Regions from separate parts of the Homo sapiens genome. Here regions 2 and 3 are each linked to region 1. A link is a loop called in an ENCODE intact Hi-C map of the cell type or tissue named here. Cell type or tissue: endothelial cell of umbilical vein. All regions are shown on one strand. Region 1 overlaps SAMD4A (sterile alpha motif domain containing 4A). Region 2 overlaps SAMD4A (sterile alpha motif domain containing 4A). Region 3 overlaps SAMD4A (sterile alpha motif domain containing 4A).

Evidence for each region. A loop is a pair of places that touch in the nucleus more often than their neighbours do. Peaks named below come from ENCODE experiments on the same cell type or tissue, not always from the same donor. Only the 100,000 strongest peaks of a DNase experiment are listed, where the experiment ranks them.
Region 2: a loop joins it to region 1, with 8 times the contacts of the local background. A loop is called at or near these places in 69 of 110 quality-filtered maps.
Region 3: it touches region 1 in a loop (12-fold over the local background); 13 of 110 quality-filtered maps call a loop at or near these places.

Annotation. Positions count from the first base shown.
Region 1 is chr14:54,773,232-54,775,731 of GRCh38, reverse strand. SAMD4A (sterile alpha motif domain containing 4A) reads right to left here. Exons shown (of 13, transcript NM_015589.6): 10 at 597-798. Among named protein-coding and RNA genes, the nearest start is that of SAMD4A-AS1, 87 kb to the right of the region's middle. RefSeq lists enhancers at 1,406-1,455, 1,329-2,257, 1,541-2,500. In endothelial cell of umbilical vein, CTCF peaks have their summits at 1,537 (motif pointing right) and 2,322 (motif pointing right); DNase peaks (open chromatin) are centred at 1,581 and 2,301; H3K27ac peaks cover 1,194 bases.
Region 2 is chr14:54,690,277-54,692,776 of GRCh38, reverse strand. The region is part of intron 2 of SAMD4A (sterile alpha motif domain containing 4A); the gene reads right to left. Among named protein-coding and RNA genes, the nearest start is that of SAMD4A-AS1, 3.6 kb to the right of the region's middle. In endothelial cell of umbilical vein, a CTCF peak has its summit at 1,024 (motif pointing right); a DNase peak (open chromatin) is centred at 1,046; H3K27ac peaks cover 994 bases.
Region 3 is chr14:54,653,017-54,655,516 of GRCh38, reverse strand. The region is part of intron 2 of SAMD4A (sterile alpha motif domain containing 4A); the gene reads right to left. LOC112268133 (a long non-coding RNA gene) reads right to left here. Exons shown (of 2, transcript XR_002957606.2): 2 at 1-2,500. Among named protein-coding and RNA genes, the nearest start is that of SAMD4A-AS1, 34 kb to the left of the region's middle. RefSeq lists an enhancer at 1,821-2,500. In endothelial cell of umbilical vein, no CTCF peak of the experiment used is centred here; a DNase peak (open chromatin) is centred at 1,306; H3K4me3 peaks cover 665 bases; H3K27ac peaks cover 2,500 bases.

The DNA.
Region 1 (2,500 bases):
CCTACCCACAGAGCTTCGAGAAGCTCTGGGCACACAGGCGGAAGGCACTGGGCAGGGGTGGGGCCTGGGGCTAGAGGGGTATGAGCGACGGGCCAGAGAAGTCAGCTCTAAACTGCACAGCAAGAACCTCTGGGCAGGCTGAGAATGTGTTAACTCTCCCCCTGGCACACTCTCTCAGACTTTGTCCTGTGGATGCTCCACCAGAGCTGGGACTGAGACAAAGGAGCTTTTTGCCATGGATAAAAAGGGCAAGAAACTTCTCTAAATGCCAGGCTCTCCTGGAACCCAGATTTGGGTGGCAGAAGGTCAAGCATGGGGCAAAGAAGAAATAGGTCTTGCATTTCTTTCTAAAGGTCCTCTTGTGCAGGGTCCCCAAGGTTAAAGTGGTCCTCTGGGCATCCTAAACACAGCTATGGGGTTGCTCTGTCTGCTAGAGAACAACGCGAACAATGCTGTTACCTCTGAGGAATGGTGGCAACTGCCCCCAGCATAGTCCCCTTTGGCCTCTCTCCCCACCCTGGGGTCACCTGGGGGGACATCTGCAGCCTTGGGCCTTGAGCTTGGCCATCCTCCTCCTTCCTTGGGGCAGAACAAACCTGTCTTCCTTGTTTCATGATGGTGGGGGTAGCTGTGGTGTTGCGCTGGTTGGAGCTGACGAATCCACTGGTGCCCAAGAGGCCCAGGCGGGCGGAAGGGACGTTCCGAGAGGGGATCTGGTACTGGCGCGGGTTCCGTCTGCCCATGCCACCGCCCACAGAGCCAGCCGTCGGGAGGGAGTTGGATTGCCCAAAGCCTCGACTGTGAGAGCCAAGAGAGAAGGAAGAGAATATCAGTCGTTATTCAGCCCTTTTTAAGCCACAGGCTTCCCAAGGGATGTCGCCTTGGAGGTCTCCTCATTTTTTTTTTTTTTTTTTTTTTGAGTCAGGGTCTCACTCTGTTACCCAGGTTGGAGTGCAGTAGTGAGATCTAGGCTCACTGCAGCCTTGACCTCCTGGGCTCAGGTGATCCTCCTATCTCAGCCTCTGGAGTAGCTGGGACTACAGGCATGTGCCACCATGCCCAGCTAACTTTTTTTTTTTGGTAGAGATGGAGTCTCACTATGTCGCCCAGGCTGGTCTCAACTTTTCAGGCTCAAGCGATCTTCCCAACTCAGCCTCTTGAGTAGTTGGGACTACAGATTTTTATATTTTTGGTGGAGACAGGGTCTACCATGTTGCCCAGGCTGGTCTGGAACTCCTGAGCTCAAGTGATCCTCCTGCCTCGGCCTCTCAAAGTGCTGGGATTACAGGCGTGAGCCACTGCACCCCGCCTCTGCTCACATTTTGACAGTTATGAAGCCTACAGGGAGCTGTGTGCCAGCAAATAACTATAATTAAAACAGCAGCTAACATCTGAGAGGCGGTATCACATGGAACTTCCTGGGACTTCGACATTATTTTTCGATCCTTGCAACAACCCTATGAAGTAGGTGCTCTCTCCTTTGTAGCTGGAGAAGTAAAACAGCGCGTAATCCTTGTGCACAGGTCACACAGCCAGCAGGGGGCAGCGCTGGCACGCAGGCTCAGCAGGTTCACCAGCACTCTGCCTGCCGCCTTGCGCCTCCCTACCGCATCTTCTCCAACCCATGCTGCTGCAGATGAGGACACAGGTCTTGAACACTCACATGCTTTTGAGAGGCCACATAGCAAGAAAACAGCAGAGTCAGGGTCACAACTGGTCTGACTCCTGTCCCAGGGCTCCCTTCTTTAATCCTATCATTGTTTCTGCTCAGCCTGTCTGTGTGGCGGACTTGGAGAAGCCTGTGAGGCCCACCAGGATGTAAGCTCCATGTCTGTCCTCATCCATCCTGCATGTCCGGTGCCTGAATCAGTTTCTGCACAGTGAATGCAGTTGAATGAATGAACCAATGAGTCTCTGCCATCATGACGCATCCTCAAATGGGAGAGCTGATGCCACCTGTGGGGCGAGGGATATAAGGTCGGAGATGATGTTTGCAAGTGTTCTGGACCTAGGACACAGACTGCCTTCACTTCACAGGCCCTCCCTGCAAAGTCGGCTGCATAAGGGCCAGGGCAGGTCCATGCTTCTCCTGGGTCCGGGCAGGGAGGCTGCCAGAGCCCTTAGCATCACGTGCAGATGCCGGCGCTGCCGTTGGGTTGGGTGACCTCAGCACTGAAGAACGCATCCTCTCTGACACGCCTCAGGTCCGGGAGGTTATACAGCAGCCGGCAGGGTTTCAGGAACCAGCACATTCTTTCCAAGAAGAGTCAGCTGTAGTCATTCACGGATGTTGAAGTCAAAATGTTTTACCTCCAGTGGCCACAAGATGGAAGAGATCTGCTTTTCCAGCGACACAGGGGAGGTTTGTACCAAGCCTGTGGGGAGACTCCGGGAAGCAGGGCTGACGTAGTTTAACCAGTTGAGGGTGATAGGGGCCTGCAGAACAGTCATTTCCTGAGAAAGAGAGCTGTGCCTGTATGTAGGGGGAGGGGCATCTGAG
Region 2 (2,500 bases), 83 kb after region 1:
ACACATTCTTGTAAACCACACTCGACTAGTTTTTTACACCAAAAACCCCTCAGAGGAGAGGCTGGAAGTGTTCTAAACACAGGAAGCTTTCCCACTCTCTAATCTTCAGCGCCGCCCTCACACTCCAGACCACCACTGCCAAAACCCCACACACCACAGAGTGACACTCCAATAGTACCTTAAAATAATGAATTAGCAATCCTCATGCTGACCTTGCAAAGGAGAAAAGTGTGCTTTCTGCTTCTACACTTAGATTTAGCCCCTGTTGCACAAGAGGCTCTAGACATGAGAGTCCCAAAAGGAGCACGGCATTGTCCACGTAACCTAACTGCAATAATATTTTACAAAGAACTCCAAGGCCAGCATCCTTGGCAATGTCCAGACAGTCAACAGAGGAGTATCTTGGGAGGAGTATAAACAGACTGAATCACAAAAGAATAGTTCATGCTTAATTCAGTGGAGCAAACGGAACAACAGCCATGCCACACAACAGGTTTATACACCTCAGGAAGTCTGGGAAGGGCTGGAGTGCACACATCCCACCCCTGACACCAGGGAGCCATTCTATATCTTTACATGACTGTGAACTGTGAAGTCACTGGGTCCCACGCTTTCTAAAATAACGAGGAAGTTGCTCAACAACTTATAGACAAAATTTCCCAACTCAAGAGATGGGATCCAAAGTGTAAGTGTGAATGTAAGAGCCCTGTGGTGTGGTGTGTAACCATGTAAATATTGTCACCAAGGAACAGCATGTAGATATTCCCAAAATATGCATGTTAGCAATGTTGATAGTAAAATGTATGTATCACTCATTTAGGTATGAAATATGAAATACACGTACAAGTCATCCAATGGGGGACAGAATGAACAATTTTGTGGAGGCAGGATATTCGAGTCCATAGTCACAAATTAACTGATACTCTTTTTGGAAAGAAAGGCCTGGCTAACTGTACAAGGACAGAGTTGGGTGACCCTGGAACATATTCAGCCTGGCTCTCCTGTCCTCCTGGGGCACAGCCCTGTAGAGGGAGCTAGAGGCACACCTCCCTTCCTGCTTCCCCTCCAGCCGCCAGCCAATGCTGGGAATTTCTGCAACAGTAAGCAGTAAAAGGCTGCTGATTTTCACCTGTTACTTGTGCACCAAACTCATTTTCAGGTTAGTAGGTCTATTGATGCAATCAGAATAAGATTTTTCAGATTTTTTTTTTTTTTTTTTTTTTTTTTGAGAAGGGAAGCTACTTTTTCATTGCTGAAGTCCTTGGGCAGTGGGTAAGAAGAAAAGGTAGGAAGGATGATGGTGAAGAATGCACTTCTCTAAATAGGAATGAGAATGGCTGAGGCCATTTCCCTCCTTCTGGGTATCCTGCCATGAAATTGAGTAGACCTAGGGCTCAGTGGCTGGACCAGAATCAGGAGGACTGATCAGATGAGGGCCCTTGGCTTTGGCCACATTGGTGGGGATGCTACAGAAGGAGACAAGACCTCAGAGCTCATAGGGATAATGTCTCCAGACAAGGGCCTCATCCTTCCCAAGTTGCAAGCATGCTGCCATCTAGAATTCTACAACAAAGGCAGGCACAAAAACAGTGAGAGGGCTCAGGCAGGGAAAGGTAAGGGGGAGCAGAAAGGCCCAGTAGGACGGAGAGGAGCAGACGCAGAGGCAGAGTTGAGAACCTTGTCTACAGACCCACACAGCCCAGTGCAGGCAGGCCTGTGGGCTGTGTTGTAAGCACCCTGCACTGCTGAGAAGCTGGAGAGAGGACAAACCTGGCAGGAAGGAGCTCCTTCCTGGAAACAAACCTTCTAAACTCTATGGAGGAAGGCAGAAGGCAGCAAGGGGCCCCTATGTCCAGGGAGTTTGGAAACTAACCATTGTCTGCCCTCCCTCAACTCTACCCCAGGGTCTGAGACACATGGCTCAGTGAGGAGAAAGACAAAGCTAACTTCTAGCCACAATGGTTCTGAGCTGGGAGTGACAGCACTGGCCTACTGTGTTGTTTGAATCTAGCTTCATACCATCACCTTTGGAAGTGGTTGTATTTATTAATCTATCAGATATCTGTCTTTGGTTCCTATCAATGTATATGGCCTAGTGCTAGGATCTGTCCTTTTCAATGACATTTGTGGTATCAGAGATAGCCAAAGGGAAAGTTTTGTACCCATAGAAGTGTCTGTAACACAAATAACTTGGGGAGAATCAGACCAATGGGGTAGAGAAATACTTGGAGAAGGGCTCCATTTCTAGAACCAACAGGCAACACTGTAAGGAGTAGAATCCATCTTCTAAAGTACTCCTAGGCCCTCCAGCCAGGACTCAACACATTATTTGGCAGAAAAAAAAAAAGAGCTTAGTCTATTATCACTATACCAGTGGAGACTTAACCTCTGGCTGTTTGAATCTCAAAAGAGATCACTATTATTTATCATTACATACTCTCTGCTGTAGATATGTCTTGGACACATCTGAACCCTCCCCCTCCTGCTCCTATCATCATCT
Region 3 (2,500 bases), 120 kb after region 1:
CAGGTGATCCGCCTGCCTCAGCCTCCCAAAGTGCTGGGATTACAGGCGTGAGCCACTGCGCCCGGCTCCTGGATCTATATTCTTAACCACTATGTTTTAATGTCTCTCAACAAAGAGAAAACAATGTCAATGAAGTAGAATGGGCTCTTCCTTAACTTGACTGGAATAAACTCAGTCAACCAACTGCCATTGCACTGATTCTGTGTTCCTCAAGGAAAGTGTGTGCCGTAATTGCCACCCTAGCATCCACTCCCTACCTCCAGCTGTGGGAAGGACATATGACTGGGAGGCAGACTGATCCATCAATGTGGTCTCTGAAAAAGCCTATCTTTCATCCGCAAAATAATGAGCTGATATTTTTGTTTATGGGGTAGCCTCCTGTGAGCTTGGACGTGTAAGTATTTCCAGGTCATCCATAAAATACATGATAAAAATCCAGCTTCAGATCTGCAAAGCTGAGGCTAAGATCCTAGTCTCCGATGAAAAAAGCCAAGGAAGAGCGGTGTCCCTTGAAATCCAACCTGAAATGGTCATCCAGCCTAATTTATGTCTCTGCTATATGGACTATCTAAGAGAATAAAAATCAACTCAATTTCCTGAGCACTGATGACATATGAGCCAGGCACTGATGTGCTGTCATTACGCCATCTTCCTCATGCACACTGCTCCTGGAAACAGGGGCAGGGATGCACCAACCATGGAGTGAAGGCTGGTGGTTCCCAAGTATCACAGACCAACACTGCTTCTGTGATAGAATTTTTGCTGACCTGTGGCTAAATAGGAAATATCTGGATAACACAGTACAAGTTTTTCCTGAAGCTACGTGTGTACAGAATAGAGGACTAGCCTTCATTCTGAGATTTTATTCTTCCTACTTCTGATTCTGAAGTGCCTGTTCTTTCATGAAAGGACTGTAACATTACATGACAATCTCAACATTGCTGTTTTTAATATCCTTACTTCTCAAGATCAAAGCTAAACACTATGTTAAACCTCCTCAATTAAAAACAATTTTTTTTAAATGGTTAGATCACAAAATCCTAGTGTGGGGTCACCGGCCCAGGGGGTTGCTATCCTAGGTTTTTCCTGACCTCAACCAGGGAGGGAGTTTCGCAAACAAAAAGACAATCCTAGCAGCCTGAATGTACCCTGTGCTGCTGCTGTCTTTCTTGCTAAGCTCCCATCTGACCTCCCGTGACTCCCTCAGTCCCCAGTGGCTACTACCAGTAGGAATTCCCTGTCCTTCCTGGCCAAGCTGACATGCTGGGCAGAGTTCAGGACACAGCTTTAAATGTGGTTTCCTGATTAAAAGGGAGACTCCAGTTAGACAGGAAAGAGCTCAAGCTTGGGTATTATATGTCATAGTCATCTACCGGTTCTGAGGAATGAATACGTCAACTGAAACGACTTGGAGCAAAACATAATTCCTGAGAAAATCCCTGAGAACCCAGCCGGAGACTCCTACCATTGTACTCCATCGTTTGTGTCTTCTTTTGGCAATAAAGTGACACACTGAAGACTCAGTTGCTCTAAAATACTTTCATACCGAATGGTATTTGCAAGGGCAAATGGTGGTTGGAAGAAATGAACACCAGGAAGCACCAGATGCAACATCTGTAAGATTCCCCGGCTAAGACAGAGGGCAGTAAGAGGAGAACCACATAGTGGGAAGGGGAAGATGGGGTGGCTGACTTGGTCCTGCCACTCCATTGCCTCAGAATCTTAGGGGAAGTCATTCTCAGGTCTTCTGCTTCCTCGCCTACAAAATAAAATGGCTGGTCATGCAAAAATCCTAAAATTCTGATCCAATTATTGCCTCAAGAGAAGCACAGCCTATTTTCATGTGTCAAGAAGGACAGTGAAAAACAATATTGAGAGGCTAGGCACGGTGGCTCATGTGTGTAGTCCCAGCACTTTGGGAGGTCAAGGTGGGTGGATCACTTGAGGTCAGGAGTTCAAGACCAGCCTGGCCAACATCGTGAAATCCTGTCTCTACTAAAAATACAAAAATTATCTGGGCGTCAGGGCGCACACCTGTAATCCCAGCTACTCAGGAGGCTGAGGCAGAAGAATTGCTTGAACCCGGGAGATGGAGGTTGCAGTGAGCAGAGATCATCACGCCACTGCACTCCACCCTGGGTGACAGGGCGAGACTCTGCCTCAAATAATAATAATAATAATAATAATAATAATAATAATAATAATAATAATAATATTAAGAGGAAGTCTTGAGGGCAAAGTTGAAAGTTCCTCAGGGGCCTCAAGGCCCTGCCTAGACATGAGTGAAAAACAGCTGAGCCCTGGAAACACCTCCGGGGTGTTCTTTGCAGGGTGAGCTTCCAACCAGAGTGCAGAAATACATGGCTGACAGCAAGGAAGAGAAGGTAAGAGGGAAAGAAGGAAACAGGAGAGAAAGAAATGTAGAAAAAGCAAAGGCCAGAAATAAGTGGGATCTTACAAGCAGCAGGGAGCACCCGAGAGGGCATGAATGAAGACAGGG